Regions from separate parts of the Homo sapiens genome. Here regions 2 and 3 are each linked to region 1. A link is a contact called in ENCODE Hi-C or POLR2A ChIA-PET data. All regions are on one chromosome and are shown on one strand. Each heading gives the region's core, a stretch centred on a gene start or an enhancer-like site at or near the end of the contact. The rest is flanking DNA. Distances are from core to core; before and after follow the strand shown.

Region 1 (4,792 bases), core at 187-2,686:
TGGTACGTATCAAAGCAAACCCAACGGCTCCCTGAGGCTAAGATTGCTGGTGCTTTTTACAAAGTTCAATGGTGTTACAATTCCTGATCTAAACTGGAAAAACAAAGTTCCACGGCTCCAATGATACCAAACCACGAGCTCTAGTATGGAGGCTCATAATTCCTTTTAACGTCTAGGGCATGACCAATTGCAATAGAGAAAAAAGGAGTCCTCAAAAGTAGCCTTCCAAAAGATGAGGAGGGGAAACTACAGGGTATTTTCCTTCGTATTCCAATCACCGGAATTCCCTCCACCAGCATACTCTGCACAGCTGATTTTTGGCGACTTATTATCTGGGCAATTTTAACCATTTGGACTCCAAAAATCAAACACATTGAGGGAACACGCCACAAGTGTCAGCTAAGCTTCACAAGCGGTTTTCCAAACATCTCAGAGCTAGAGGGGTTGAGGGCACAGCGTTTTCCTGGGATCACATGTGCTGTCTGCCATACCACCTCTGCACTATTTGGCACCGATCTCCCTCACTGTTAAGGAAACACATGCTTAAAAACAACCGAGCAGTAGATGACCCAAACCTATTCCTCCCGTCCCCCGCAAACCCGGAGATGCAGGTGAACGGTGCATTTGAGAGCAGCAGCCTGAGAAGCAGCGTGAGACAAGGGCCCGGCTTGTCTGCCAAGAACCCCTGGGGCCCGAGACTGCTTCGAGCCACTCCATCCCATCCTGGCACGCGGGTGGCACTGCCAGGCGCCGCGGGGACCCGACAGGCGGCATCACGCACATACCTGCGGCAGGTGTGCGGAGCCGCCTTCTTCCGGGAAAGTGCTGGGTTGGGGGGATGATGGGGCGCTGGGGGGTGGATCCCGGCTGCGGGCTGCGCCCGGCCCTCAGCGCTGGGGACCCCCGCTGCGCGCTTTCTCCGCGCACCCCACGCGCGCCAGGAGGAGACCGCGCGCCCCACGCCCGTGGAGAGGAGGGGACGCGCTCCCCCCGGCTGCCGCCGCAGTGCCTCCCGGCCCCTAGTAGGGGGCGCGCCAGAGTGCCAGGCGTCGCTGCGAGGCCCCTCGGCCTCGCGGGACCCGCCGGGGCCCCTTCTTGCCCCTCGCCCTCACCTGGTTGAGGCAGTCCTCGCCGTTGGCTTTCGCCTCCACCTCCACCTCCATCAGCACCGCGTCCGGCCTCGTCACATAACACAGCATGGCTGGGGCTGCCGCTGCCGCCACAGCCGCCTTCTCTTTGGTGTGCGCGGGGCTGCCGCCTTGTCACTGGTGGGACCCAGCCCCGGACTCGGAGAGGGCTGGCCCTCGAAGGCTGCAGCTCTGCGGACCCTTGTCCGGGGCCCCGCGGCCGCCACTCGCGTCCCCGCCACCCCCTCACCCGCTGCCCGCCAGCTGCCCCTGTCCTCCGCGGTGGCGCCGCACTCCAGCAGCCCAACTGCCTGCGCTGCGACAGGGACTCTGCTGATATAGCGGCCCCGCCCCCTTCAGCTCGGGTCCCCGCCAATCACGGCCTCCCTGCCCCTCCTCCCCCGCCCGATCAGCCAATAGCGGCGCCCCTCGACCGCGGCCCCCGCCTCCCAGAGCCGGCTGAGTTTCCCTGGCCGCCCCGGGAGGTGGCAGCTTGCGGGCGCCGAGTGCTGCGGGAAGGGAGGGAGACCCCGGAACACACCAGCCGCCTCTGTCCGCTGGGCGACGCTGCTCAGAGTGAGCGATCGCCCGGGGCTCCAGGCGGGGACGCCTTTCTGCCGTCTCGAATTTACGGTGATTAAACACCTCCAAGCTGCCACTGTTCTTCAAATATCTTGGATCACTCTGAGCACGCATTTCGGTTGTGAAAGCAAAAAGGAAAAGGAGCAACCCAAAGCCTAAAGAAAACTGTTCTCGTCCGGGCATGGTGGCTCACGCCTGTAATCCCAGCACTTTGGGAGGCCGAGATGGGTGGATCACCTGAGGTCAGATTCGAGACCAGCCTGGCAAACATGGTGAAACCCCCGTCTCTACTAAAAATACAAAAAAAAAAACAAAATAGCCAGGCGTGGTGGCGGGCACCTGTAATCCCAGCTACCTGGGAGGCTGAGGCAGGAGAATCGCTTGAACCCAGGAGGCGGAGGTTGCAGTGAGCTGAGATTGTGTCACTGCACTGTAGCTTGGGCAAGAAGAGCAAAAAACCCTGTCTCAAAAAAAAAAAAAAAAAAAAAAAAAAAAAGAAAAGAAAAAGAAAAAAGAAAAAAAAAAGAGAAAAAGAAAACTCTTTTCCACCAGGATTAGCCACAGTGGGTTGCTTGGAGGCAGAATTGTTGTTCCTTATTAAGACCTCATCATTGAGAAAAACAAAATCTGAGTATGAAAGTTTTTGCAGCTGACCAGTGAGCCAGGTGTCTTGGTCTAGTGCTGGTGTGTTACACTCCGGAAGGGCTTCTCCTTACTCGTTCTGCTGAATCAAAACGCCTTACAGGGTACCAGGCCCTCTCTCAGGTTGCTCATTCTACCTCCTGTCTTATCTCACTCATTCATTAAACATTTGTGCAGCACCTGATACCCTGCCTGTCCCTTCTCACAGGCAACCAGATGTTGTCCTCGTCTTAAGGTAAGGTGCTCATCTCCTGACCTAACAGGTGGCATTACTGCAATATTAGCTATTAAAGGTCTACAACCCTTCACTCATTTACCGCTTGTTCCTCTTTGCCAATATATTACATAGCCTACCTTTTTGATTTCTTTATAGGAGCCAGATGATGTGGGTTTCAGCCGTGGAAACTTAGCAAACTTACTTCAGGCCAGCTCGATGGCTCACACCTGTAATCCCAGCACTTTTGGAGGCCGAGGCAGGAGGATCGCCTGAGCCCAGCAGTTTGAGACCAGCCCGGTTTCGCAACACAGCGAAACCCCATCTCTACACAAAATACAAAAAATTAGCCAGGCGTGGTGGCGCCTGCCTGTAGTCTCAGCTACATGGGAGGCTGAGGTGGGAGGATCACTTGAGCCTGGGAGTTCGAGGCTGCAGTGTGCTGTGATCCCCCTACTGCACTCCAGCCTAGGCGACAGAGCAAAAGACCCTGTCTCTAAACAACAACAACAACAAAAAGAAAACAACGAAAGAAAAAAAAAGAGAAAACTTACTTCATCTGTCTGAAGCTTGGTGTTGTCAACAGTAAAATGGAGATGGCAATATCTGCTCTGTCTCCACCCAGCATTGTTGGGAAGCGCAGCAAAGATAATAACGTTCACAAAAGCATTTGAATGTCCCCGTGTATGTAAGGGGAGCTATAAGTTCAGTGCCTTCACTGCTTAATGATGACTTTTCCTGTCCCTACCCCCCTTCACGAGTCCCAAGGATCTGTTAGTGGCCTTTATTTCCGAACAACCAGGTACGATATCAGAGCCCAAGGCTAAAAAAAAAGGAGGGATCCTCCCACACACAGTTCTTTGCTAAAGCTGACCGAGTAAAACTGTAAACTGTCCAAGTCCTAACCCCCACTGTTGCAGAGGAACAGGTGCACTCTCACATCTTTCTGTCTTATAAATACACCTCATGCTATTGTGGGCTGAAACAGTCCCTTCTTGTATTAACTGCAGTGCCTATTCCCTGAATTCCAGTTTACTAATAATCTGGGGAATTTATCTGGAAGATAGCGTTTGGTTCATTCCTTGTCTACTTTATGCTTAATTGCTAGAAGTTTCAGAAGAGGAAGAAGAGGCGAGGGGCAATAGGGAGACCAGTTATATTGGTTAGTATTTTTGTTTATGAACAATAGAAACTAAAGCTGGCTAACTGGAAACTCATAGAATCAATGGGACCAGGTGTGGAAATGAGTAGAACGGGAAAATATTGGTTGGCCAAGAAAAAAAAAATAAACAAAAATAAAACAAGCAAACACCCAAACCAAATACCCACTTTGTGGACTACTTTAAAAATAACTTATATTTTTGGTTTTAGCAGGGATTTTTCTTTTGCAAGTATGATTTCATTGTTTTTTTAAAAAATCTAAGCTTGTAAAATAGTTTGTAGAAGCATAGGTAAAATCTGACATGTTTATTTTATTTAAAACTTTTTGGCCAGGCGTGGTGGCTCATGCCTGTCATCCCAGAGCCCTGGGAGGCCGAGGCAGGCAGATCCCTTGAGCCCAGGAGTTTGAGATCAGCCTGAGCAAAATGGCAAAACCCCATCTCTACTAAAAATATAAAAAATTAGCCAGGCATGATGGCATGTGTCTGTAGTCCCAGATACTCAGCGTGCTGAGGTGGGAGGATGGCTTGAGTCCAGAAAGTCCAGGCTTCAGTCAATCATGATCTCACCACTGCACTCCAGCTTGGCCGAAGGGAGTGAGACCCTTTCTCAAACAAAACAAAAAACAAACAAAACCCCACATTTTTCATAGTTTTGTTGTTGTTGTTGTTGTTGTTTAGACAGAGTTTTGTTCTTGTTGCCCAGGCTGGAGTGCAATGGCATGATCTTGGCTCACTGTAGCCTCCGACTCCCTGGTTCAAGCAATTCTCCTACCTTAGCCTCCCGAGTAGCTGGGATTATAGGCACGCGCCCCCACACCCGGCTAATTTTTTGCTTTTTTAGTAGAGACAGGGTTTTGCTATGTTGGTCAGGCTGGTCTCGAACTCCTGACCTCAAGTGATCTGCCCGCCTTGGCCTCCCAAAGTGCTGGGATTACAAGTGTGAGCCACCGCCCCGACCTATTTTTAACAATTGTCATTTGCACAATAGTTGGAAGTAGAAGATTTACAAGAATTTTTTTTTTTTAATTTTTTTTCAGAGACAGAGTCTTGCTCTGTTGCCAGAC
Region 2 (4,792 bases), core at 749-3,248, 620 kb after region 1:
CTCGGGGGCTGAGGCAGATCATGTAGCTGAGCAGGACCAGGAAACCAAGAACAGAGCCAAAGGGCAGAGGCCATGGGCCCAGGTGCACCAGGCACAGGCCACAGGGAATGGCAGACGCTGCCCAGTACTGGAAACCCGCCCCTCACTGCCTCAGAAAGAATGGGTAAGAGCAGAGTGCGTGGGGGCTGGAGTGACAAAGTAGGGCGGAGAGGGAGGCCACCTGCTCCCCAGGGAGGAAGGACGCACTGCAGGACCGAGGGAGGGCCACGCGTGGGCAGAACAGAGGGACAGCCTCTGTGTGGCCTGGTCACTGTGGGTGAGGCAGCCACCTCCGGCGGCCAGAAGCTCCGCCGAGGTCCCACAGCCGGCTCCAGAGATGGGAGCACAGCAGGTCTCCTGGGCAGAGAGCGCCCTCCCTCTTCTGGGGGCAACCCCGGAGCTCTCAGGCCAAGCACTACATGCGAGGGCGCCGGCAGGGCCAGGCGGGCTCACCATGGACAGGTAGCACAGGTGCTGGCAGATCTGACACCTCCTCTCTGACGTCTCCAACTGCAGCCACTTTCGAGGCTTTTTCTTCCCGTCCGCCACCGTGCTGCTGCCATCGTGGCTGCCATAGCGTGCGGAGGAGTGGAGGCCAGCCTCGAACAGCTGCCTGCGCTGCCGCAGCTCTGTATCCCTGCCAGACACGGGAGACGGCCCGCACCTTTAGTGACGGCCTGCCATGCTCACCAGCAGAGGGGACACACGCACCCCACACCGGCCTCCCTGCAGACACACCCTCCTGTCAGGAAGTGAGGCCTGCTCGGGGGGTGAGCCCCCGAAGGGCAGCCGGGTCCAGCTCTCTGGCGTGGGCTCTGGGGGTCTGTTACCTGAGCTCATCCAGGAGGGCTGAGATGGTACTGAGAGTGGGACCGTTTTCTTTTTTTGCTTCTGCTTGTGCAATCTGGTAGAGTAACTTCTCCATGGAGAATGGCTTAGCTATATGGCGACGCTTCATTTCCTGAAAGAGGAGTCACATCCCTTTAGGGTGGATTTTCATTACTAGGCAGCTGTCAAGGTTCTTCTTGGTGGAGGGGGCAGGCAGGCTGTCTGAATTTCTAAATCTTGAATTGCATTTAGATTAAAAACTCTTCAAAACTTTGCCTCCCTGTGAGAAAGGCACCACATACCAGGAAAAGTCATAGCACTTCGCCGCTACCCAGAGGCAGCTGCCACTCCCTCACGATGGGTGGAGGTTCTCTGTCCATTCTAAGCAATTACCTTGAGCATCTTCAACAGTTTTCCAATACTGGAGGGGTCTGTCAGTAACGGTCTGATCAAAACTCTTTGTGATACAAACAAATCCCTAACAACTTTTCATTCCTAGAAGACCTTTCAACCACGTCTTAAGAATTTCAAAGACATATTCCAAAAGGAACTATTGACAAATAGACACGCACACGCAGGGATGCTTCTGTGTGCGCTCACGCACGGCACTCACAGGGATGCGGGGGCAGCAAGCGGGAGGAGGCCGGCTCTGCTCACCTTGGCGGTCTCAAAGCCCATACTTGTCCACTGGGTGGTAGCAAAGTGCACGGTTTCAGACACGCTGTACCCACAGCACACTTTGGACACAAAGGATCCCGGGAAGCAGACGACAAACTGGCCACTCTGCTGCACGGTCCTGTGCACCTTGATCCCCTCTTTGCACAGCACCTCCGGGGAGATCTGGGGAGACAGGGCCAGGCTGAGGCACCCCTCCCTGTGCGCAGGGACACCTGCAGTCTTCAGGTGACGTATGCGCACCCTAAGAGGCCTGCTCTCAAGGAGATAAGATTGTTTTATGTGGAAAATAAAAAGACGTCATTCATAACACAAGAAGGAGCTTCTAAACTGCACTGGTCCAAGAGTGATGACAGGTTCATGCACAGCTGAGGACATGATGACCACACAGGCCCCTCTGTCCCCACGTGGCAATGCCAGGGCTGGAAACAGGACAAGGTTACACAACCAGGAGGCTGCCGGGCTCATCTCCAGAGCCAAGTAGGCCACAGGCCCACAGGCTGGGCTTACAAAGGAGTCCCCCGTCCATCTCTTCTCTAAGATGGACAGGCGGGACCGGCAGGGTCAGCAGAGGCCAGAGAAGCTGGTCAGAACTCAGCTCAAAGCAGCACTTCCCAGGAACTCACCAGCCCCATGACTTCCTGAAAACAGGTGAAGAAGCCTTTGTGCTCATTCCTCTCACATGCCCAGAAGGTAGGAGCGGCGGGCACAAGAAATCCCAGGGCCCACAGCAGCCCACAACACAAACAAGCCCCAAAACAGATGCAAAGGCCGTGCAAAACCCCAGCGCCCTGTGCAATCTGATGGAAGGTCAGTTTGGCTTTTGTGTCAGAGGACCTTTCCCTTTGCACCCTGGGGATTTGTTTTGCTGTGTCCTCATTGCCTTTGAAAGGCGGGTTCATGGGAAACCATGTTCAAGTGCCTAGGAGGTCCTACAGCTCCTGCTGGAGGCGGTGGCTGAGTGGACGCACCATGACGTTGCTTTCCAGCATCTGCAGCCCTGGGGTGCCATTGGCTTGCAGCAGGGTGTGGACCACATCTTCCAGCTTGTTCTCCTCCTCAGCAGGAATGCAATACCTGGGTCATTGAGAGACACAAGAGACAAGCAGAGACTTGACAAGGGCCTCCTGCATGTACTGGGCCACCCCCGTCACCCTCAGGGACCCGAGCACACGAGAGGCTCTGCTCCACGCCGGCAGGGATGGCGCACTGGCCTGGCTGGGTGCCTGGTCACTGCTGGCTCCCATTTCCCATGGCAGCAGTGCCACGTCCACCTAGCACACAGCCAAACCACAGTGCATCCGCGTTGCGAGATGCTCATCTTTTATGGAGATCTGACCCACCTGGTGAGCCAAAAAGCCTTCAAACCACAAACAGATGTTCACAAACCCCTAGAAATCAGAACCAGACACACTGCGGCCTCCACGAGCCTCTTCTGAGGCTCCAGCACTGCACCCTCCTTCTGTTAACAGAGGCCACTGCAGGAGCAGCACCTGATAATGTCCTCACAAGGAATACGTGGCTCCCTCGGCCCTCCAGACAGGAACAGTAAACCCTGCCCTCTACAAATGCACAGAGAGTTGGGGAAGGAGCCAGGCTCATGCACATGTGCCACCTCAAGGCCAACTCCTTGGCAGATGCTGTGGTGAAGTAGGGGTCAGGGGATAGCTAGGGGCCCCCAGCTCTGCTCCCCACTGGAGAGTTTTACGTGTTAGGACCCAGCCTACCCGGCATCAGGCACATACAGCAAGACACACAGGAGGATCAAGGGCTCATAGGCCTCTGTCAGAGGGTGGCCTGGGGAAGTGGTGGCTCACAGACCCTCCAGGGTATAACCATGGCAGGGGTCCTCAAGTGTAAGAAAAGGTGGGAGGTACAGGTAGAAAGTAACCTACACGGCCTCCTCACGGCAATCACAGGGAGGGGAGGAGGTTTTGCCCATGTCCTTGGAGCCCACCAGGGCCACACTTCCACTCACAACGTGTGACGCCCCTGGTGTCAGGCTCACAGCATGAATGAGGGGGATGTGAGGGGAGGCCCCCCGCAAGGCAGGGGTGCAGGGATGGCTGCCCTGCCCCTGGGTGTCTCAGGCTGTCTGAGGGGCTCCTCCCCAGGCAAGAGGAGGACATCAGTGTGGAGAGGGGCCTGACAGGTCTTCAGGATGCTAAGCCAGTGAAGCCATCAACCACCATTAAACACAAAGATGTGGGCCAGCAGCTCAGGGCAACACCGCCAGCCCCTCCCCACAGCCCCCGCCCCCCAGGTCCAGGCGGGCAGCAACTCTGCAGCCCCTATGTGTCTGTGATGAAAGCATTTCTCTCTGAGGCCAAATCCTGGTTTCAGTTGCTCAGTGAAGGAAGTATTTTTTTTAATGCTCATGTTATTTTCAATGCCAACATATTCTGTTACTGATTGGTAATTTAAATACAGGGTTTCTAACCTAAATCACATGTTTTAAGAAAAACTACACACCATCATGTTCTCTGATCCTATCCCTGCCTTTTCTTTCTCTCCTGTCAATGAGGTTCCAGGAGTGAGTCTTCAAAAAGCCCACACAGGGTATCACATTTTGCTATCTGTGACTCAACGTCAAGCCATAAGCAAACCCACACGGAAGAAACTCGGGCCTGAGGTCACTGGCCTGGGGATGACCCCAGAACACAGGCCATGCCACAGCCAGTGTAACTCCTCCACAGGAAATGGCCACGCTCTTCTTCCGGAGGCAAAGGCACCTCTCGGAATAGTCCTGGCTGTCCCCTCCCCAGCTGGTGGCCTGGCCCGGCTAAGCCCCAAGGCTCCTGTCAGTCCCCGCTCCACAGGCAACAGCCTGGGCTTCCCGGGCCCATCACTCTGGACCCACTGCAGGACACCATGATCACCGTCCATGGCACACAGACCCATGTGGGAAGGGAGGGCTCCCTCATGTCCACAGCACCACTCACCAGAACAGCCAAAATGAGGAGGCTGCAGCCGACGCTGGCTCCAAAGAGGGAGAACACGAGTCCTAAGACTTTGTTTATTTTAATAAAGAATGTTTAATCACCCCATTAGGGCAATAAACACAGTCAGCATGGCATGAACAGCATGCCGGTAAACGATCAGACGACAAGACATCTGATTATTTGTAGTCATTTCCCATCTGCCGCCGTAAACAAAGACACCAAAGAGTCCAGCCTCGATCAGGGATGGGTGCAGTGAGAGTCAGGATTACAGGCGGGGACCCAGCCTCAATCAGGGATGGCTACAGTGA
Region 3 (4,792 bases), core at 1,668-4,167, 560 kb before region 1:
GGTGACTGGGGGTGGACTGGTGAGGAGAGGCTTCCAGTTACCAGAGAGCCTGTGACTTACTCTCTGTGCTTTTCCTAGGTCACCAATTTTCAAAGAATTTGAGTATAATTAAATACACTTCATAATAAACTAGGCTGAACATAATTTAATCTTTCCCTGAAGGTACTTCAGAGTCTTGGAGTGCTTTAGGGCCATGATGAGCATCAATTATGTTCTCACGGTGGGTGTGCAGAAGGAGGTAGTTAATAGAGTTCTGTTTGATCAAGTCCTGGGTGACTGGACATGTGTTCTGTTATGATTAGCAGTTCAGTGTCCAGGTTTTGGAACTGATGCTTAGTATTAAATTCTCAGGCAGGAGAGAATGGAATAGAGATTGACCTCTTTGGCTTTGAGAGGCTGAAAGTTGATGACGATAATTCACATGTACATGGTATATATAGCACTTTTTAGCTTCCAAAGCCCTTTCACATACCTTGTCTTCCATTGCTTGTTTCTTGTGATGTTCTGGAAAGGAAGCAAGGCCGCTGGTATCCCATTTTTACAGATGAGGACAGTGGAGCTCAGGAAGCTTGAGGGACTTGCCTAAGCTCATACAGTAGATCAATGGCGGAGACCACTGGACTTCAAATTCAGTGCTCTTTTTAGTATTTCAAAGGATACTAAACATTTGCTCACATCTCTGATGTTCTTTGTGCTGTATGTGTAGTAACTCATTTAATCCTCACAGTGGCCCTGTTAGTAGGTAGATATCAGTTCTTCTGGTACTATTACGATTCTCATCTTCAGAGCTGAGGCCACTGAGAGGCACAGAGAAGTTAGGGCATGCACTAGTGAGTGGCGGAGCTGAAATCTGAACTTAGAGCTTTGGCTCCAGAGCCCATGCACTCCACCATTATGCTACATGGCTACTCAGTGTACAGATACACTGAGCTTAAGTAGAGGAGAAAGCTTATCTATCCATATCTTCCCATCTGCAAAGACCTCTGCCTGTATGGGAGGTCTGGGCTCGTTCTGACTAAGGTTTTGAACCCAGATCTGCCAATTTGAGATCTTGGGCCCATTACTTAGCCTGAGCTTCAGTTTCCACATCTCTAAAGTGAAAATATAGAACATGGAATGTACCTGTAAGAACACAATGGAATACAGGTAAAGTGCCCAGCACACTGCTTATTCCTTAGCCTTCATGTTTTAGAAAGTGGTTGCTATTGTTTTTGTTGTTGGTGGTGGCGGTAGTGGTCTTCTTCTTATTATTATTTATATATTTACAATGGCCAAAATTATATGAAATGTTTTCCAAAAATTAGGTATTTGTACCCTTCATATGAATGTGTGTGTTAATTGGGTATAATTGTCTTTCTTGAGTCTTTAAAATAGACAAATCTTTTGATTACATTTGTTAATATTATTGTACCTACCTATATCTGACTTGACTTACAATTTTACTTCATTAAATACATAGCAAGTCATCTGAGAACCCAAAGTAATCATACAGATTACTTGCCATATAGTTAATTTGTGACTGTGATATGGCTGCTAAGGTAGAGGTTTGAATTTAAAAGCACAAAGAAAAATGTTTACTTCAATGGTTACAAATAGATTAATCATATAAAGTACATATTTGCAGAGTCTCGCTCAGTCGCCCAGGCTGGAGTGCAGTGGCATGATCTCGGCTCACTGCAACCTCCGCCTCCCAGGTTCAAGCAATTCTACTGTCTCAGCCTCCTGAGTAGCTGGGACTACAGGTGCGTGCCACCACGCCCGGTGTATTTTTAGTAGAGATGAGGTTTCACCATATTGGCCAGGCTGGTCTCGAACTCCTGATGTCAGGTGATCTGCCCGCCTCGGCCTCCCAAAGTGCTGGGATTACAGGCTTGAGCCACCACACCCGGCCTATTCTAAGGCTTGTTCTAAGGCTCACAGATGGCACCTTCTCTGTGTATCCTCACATGGTGGAAGAGGCAAAGCAGTTCCTGGGGGAGTTCTTTGATAAAGGTGCTAATTCCATTCAAGAGGGCACCTCCCAAGGGCTCCACTCCCTAATACTATCACGTGGGGAGTTAGGATTCGACATGTGAATTTTGGAGGCACACAGACATTCAGGCCAAGGCATAAACAGTGACCACTTTTGTTCTGTCTGTCCACACACTGCCTAGAGCTTCCATTTATTTCAACTACATTTGCTTTTTTCTTATTTATCTGTTCAGAGTATCTTCTCAGTGGCTATTTATTTACCACCCTTTAACATGTTTTCTTGACATTGTACTTCAGCCTGTATATGCTTTGCAACTCAGGAACTATGCTGGCTTAACTAATAGTACCTACTTAACAGGTGAAACTGACAGTAACAGCTTAATAGGTGCTTTCCATTTTTAACATACCTCAGCTTTTTATAAATACAAAAAACTCTCAATCTTTTAATGTGGTTTTAAATTTTAAACAGGTCTTCTTTCATTTTCCTTTACAGAAAACTGTAATACTGCATATGCATTTTCAAACTATGCATATTTCTTCTTCATTCCATGTGGAAGTTTTTATTCAGCCTTTCAGTAAATTTTACTTAGCTTGTCCCATGGATGCCGTAGGTGTAAGGAATATGATAGTGAACAAGACAGACAGAGCTCCTCCCCTCAGGGAGCTTTGCCATGATACACGATGATGACAATGATAAAAGGAGCAAATAATGATTTGGGACCTGATTCCAAAGGGATATTTCTGCGACACTTACAATGAAATTCCAACCTGGCACCATCTTTTTCACTGCAGAATGCATGAAGGTGGTTGCATCATGTCATTTCGACATGCATTTAAATGTAATGAAAGGCACAAGTAGTGATTGCAAACACTACAATAAGTTGCTTGTTGACTCTCTTACTGTCTTCCTTCTTATCTCCCTTTCTTCCTTTGTCTCATTCTCAGTTTTCAGAGCTTAGTCATTATTTCGTAATCCTCTCCTAAAATGAAATCTGGGGCTCTAAGGACAGGAGGCACAGGTTGTGTTTGAACAGCATCATCGTGCTTTATGAAGGGGATTGGAGGGGAGATTCTGCCCCACAGTATGGTCAGGTCTCGCTCCAGGCAGCACTGACTACATTGGTGCTGGTTGGGTAACTGTGGCTCGGCAGGTCACTCTCCCTCTTTCCACCTCCGTTTTCTCATTATTAGTAGAAGTCGAAATAGCATGGTTTTCTAAGGCCTCTGCCAATCTACAATTCTGTGATTCATATGTTCCTAAACACTTGAGTTACTTTTTCTCAATAAATGGAAATATATTTTCCAATGAGGCTGGAAATACATTTTCCAATTATCCTCTCCCCTGGTTTATAACATATCATCAATGTGTTGGGACTTCTAACACTGCTTCTGCTGTAAGCCCATCAAGAGGTTAATTACCTTTGAAGAATGAGGAACTGCTGGAAAAGAACTGTAAAACCTTCAAGAGAACTTTGGAGTTAATCCCTCTGGTAATAGGAATCAATGTCACTCACACATCTAGTTGCCAGTGGAGGAGGAATAACAGCACTGGGCCAAGTAGACTTGAAGGAAGGCAGGTTGCTGATAGAGTGGAGAGCTGAAGATTCTGAATCAAGCTCATCATGACTCTCTTCCTCCTCTTTGAGGCTACCCAATCAGAGCAAAAACAGTATTTTAAAAAACCTCAACTGGATGAGCCTGATGCAGTGGTGTGCTCATGCAGTCCCAGCCAAAGGGTCACTTGAGCAGAGGAGTTCAAGGCCAACTTGGGCAACATAGTGAGACCCCGTCTCTAAGACAAATAATAAACATCAAAATTAAAATTAAAAAAAACCCAACCCAGTGTTCCCTTCAGAATCCTGAGTGGTTTGTTTCATCTTCCTCTATTCTGGCTTGTGTCATCTTCCTCTCTTGTAATGGATAAAAACTCCAAATGAAGACAAAAATGAGGAATTTGTCAAAAAAATTGAATTGCCAACAAAAGCCATCTTTGGTTGATCAAACGGTACAGACGTTTCAGTTAGACAAGAGGGCTAAGTTTCTGAGACCCATTGTACAGGATTATTAATATTATTCATTTTTAGCCCTCATAATAAGGTATTATAAATGTCAAGATTGCTAAAAGAATACGTTTTTAAATGTCTTCATTATAAAAAATAAGTATGTGAGGTGATGGACATATTAATCAGCTTAATATAATCATTTTATAGTATATGTAGCTATATCAAAACATCACATTATAACCCATAACTACATGCAATTATTATTTGTCAATTAAAAATACAAATCTAGGCCAAGGTGGGAGGATCCCTTGAGCCCAGGAGTTTGACAGCAGCTTGGGCAACATAGGGAGACTCCATCTCTACAAAAAAAAAAAAAAGAAAAAAAAAAGAAAAAAAAAGGAAGGAAAAAAAAGAAAAAATTGACTGGGTGTGGTGGCTCTTGCCTGTAGTCTCAGCTGCTCGGGAGCTGAGGTGGGAGGATCCCATGGGCCCAGGAGTTTGTGGCTGTAGTGAGCTATGATCATGCCACTGCGCTCTAGCCTGAGCAAGAGAGTGATACCCTGTCTCAAAAGTAAAAACTTACAACAATATAAAAAATAAAAATTTAAATTATAAAAAGCCATCTTCTTTCCCACTCCTTCCCATTTTGATACAACAGTCCCAGACCCCAGACTTGCTTTCCTCATGAGTCATGCAGACTCAAGTATTGCAGTTCCAAAACACTGCCTGACTCACCAGCTCCATCCAAAAGAGTATGTATTGTCTTCATATGCCAGATAGGAAATTCCTGCTGCATATAGGAAAAGCAGTGTGTTTAA

What was found. A loop is a pair of places that touch in the nucleus more often than their neighbours do. ChIA-PET counts read pairs that join two places held with the same protein, here RNA polymerase II (POLR2A). Pooled maps may share reads with other maps.
Region 2: a map of gastrocnemius medialis shows a loop between it and region 1 (4-fold over the local background). The contact joins the enhancer-like site here to the promoter of MYLIP in region 1. A Hi-C loop is called at or near these places in 1 of 168 maps with a recorded cell type or tissue (gastrocnemius medialis) and 2 of 50 pooled maps. POLR2A ChIA-PET finds 5 or more read pairs at or near these places in 1 of 52 experiments (OCI-LY7).
Region 3: a loop to region 1 is called in a pooled map, with 3 times the contacts of the local background. The contact joins the enhancer-like site here to the promoter of MYLIP in region 1. A Hi-C loop is called at or near these places in 2 of 50 pooled maps. POLR2A ChIA-PET finds 5 or more read pairs at or near these places in 2 of 52 experiments (activated T-cell and activated naive CD4-positive, alpha-beta T cell).

What each region holds. Positions count from the first base shown.
Region 1 is chr6:16,125,730-16,130,521 of GRCh38, reverse strand. MYLIP (myosin regulatory light chain interacting protein) reads right to left here and starts at 1,436. Exons shown (of 7, transcript NM_013262.4): 1 at 1,113-1,436. The coding sequence starts at 1,199. RefSeq lists a silencer at 755-1,754.
Region 2 is chr6:15,509,123-15,513,914 of GRCh38, reverse strand. It overlaps JARID2 (jumonji and AT-rich interaction domain containing 2), which reads right to left. Exons shown (of 18, transcript NM_004973.4): 13 at 2,514-2,619; 14 at 1,525-1,707; 15 at 870-1,000; 16 at 493-676. Among named protein-coding and RNA genes, the nearest start is that of DTNBP1-AS1, 35 kb to the left of the region's middle. RefSeq lists an enhancer at 146-1,124. Within about 2 kb of position 1,998, at least 9 of the 41 ENCODE cell types and tissues checked have a DNase peak (open chromatin) inside an H3K27ac peak, as active enhancers do; they include gastrocnemius medialis, where a contact is called at or near this core.
Region 3 is chr6:16,689,081-16,693,872 of GRCh38, reverse strand. All of the region lies in intron 2 of ATXN1 (ataxin 1), which reads left to right. Among named protein-coding and RNA genes, the nearest start is that of ATXN1-AS1, 70 kb to the left of the region's middle. Within about 2 kb of position 2,917, at least 4 of the 41 ENCODE cell types and tissues checked have a DNase peak (open chromatin) inside an H3K27ac peak, as active enhancers do.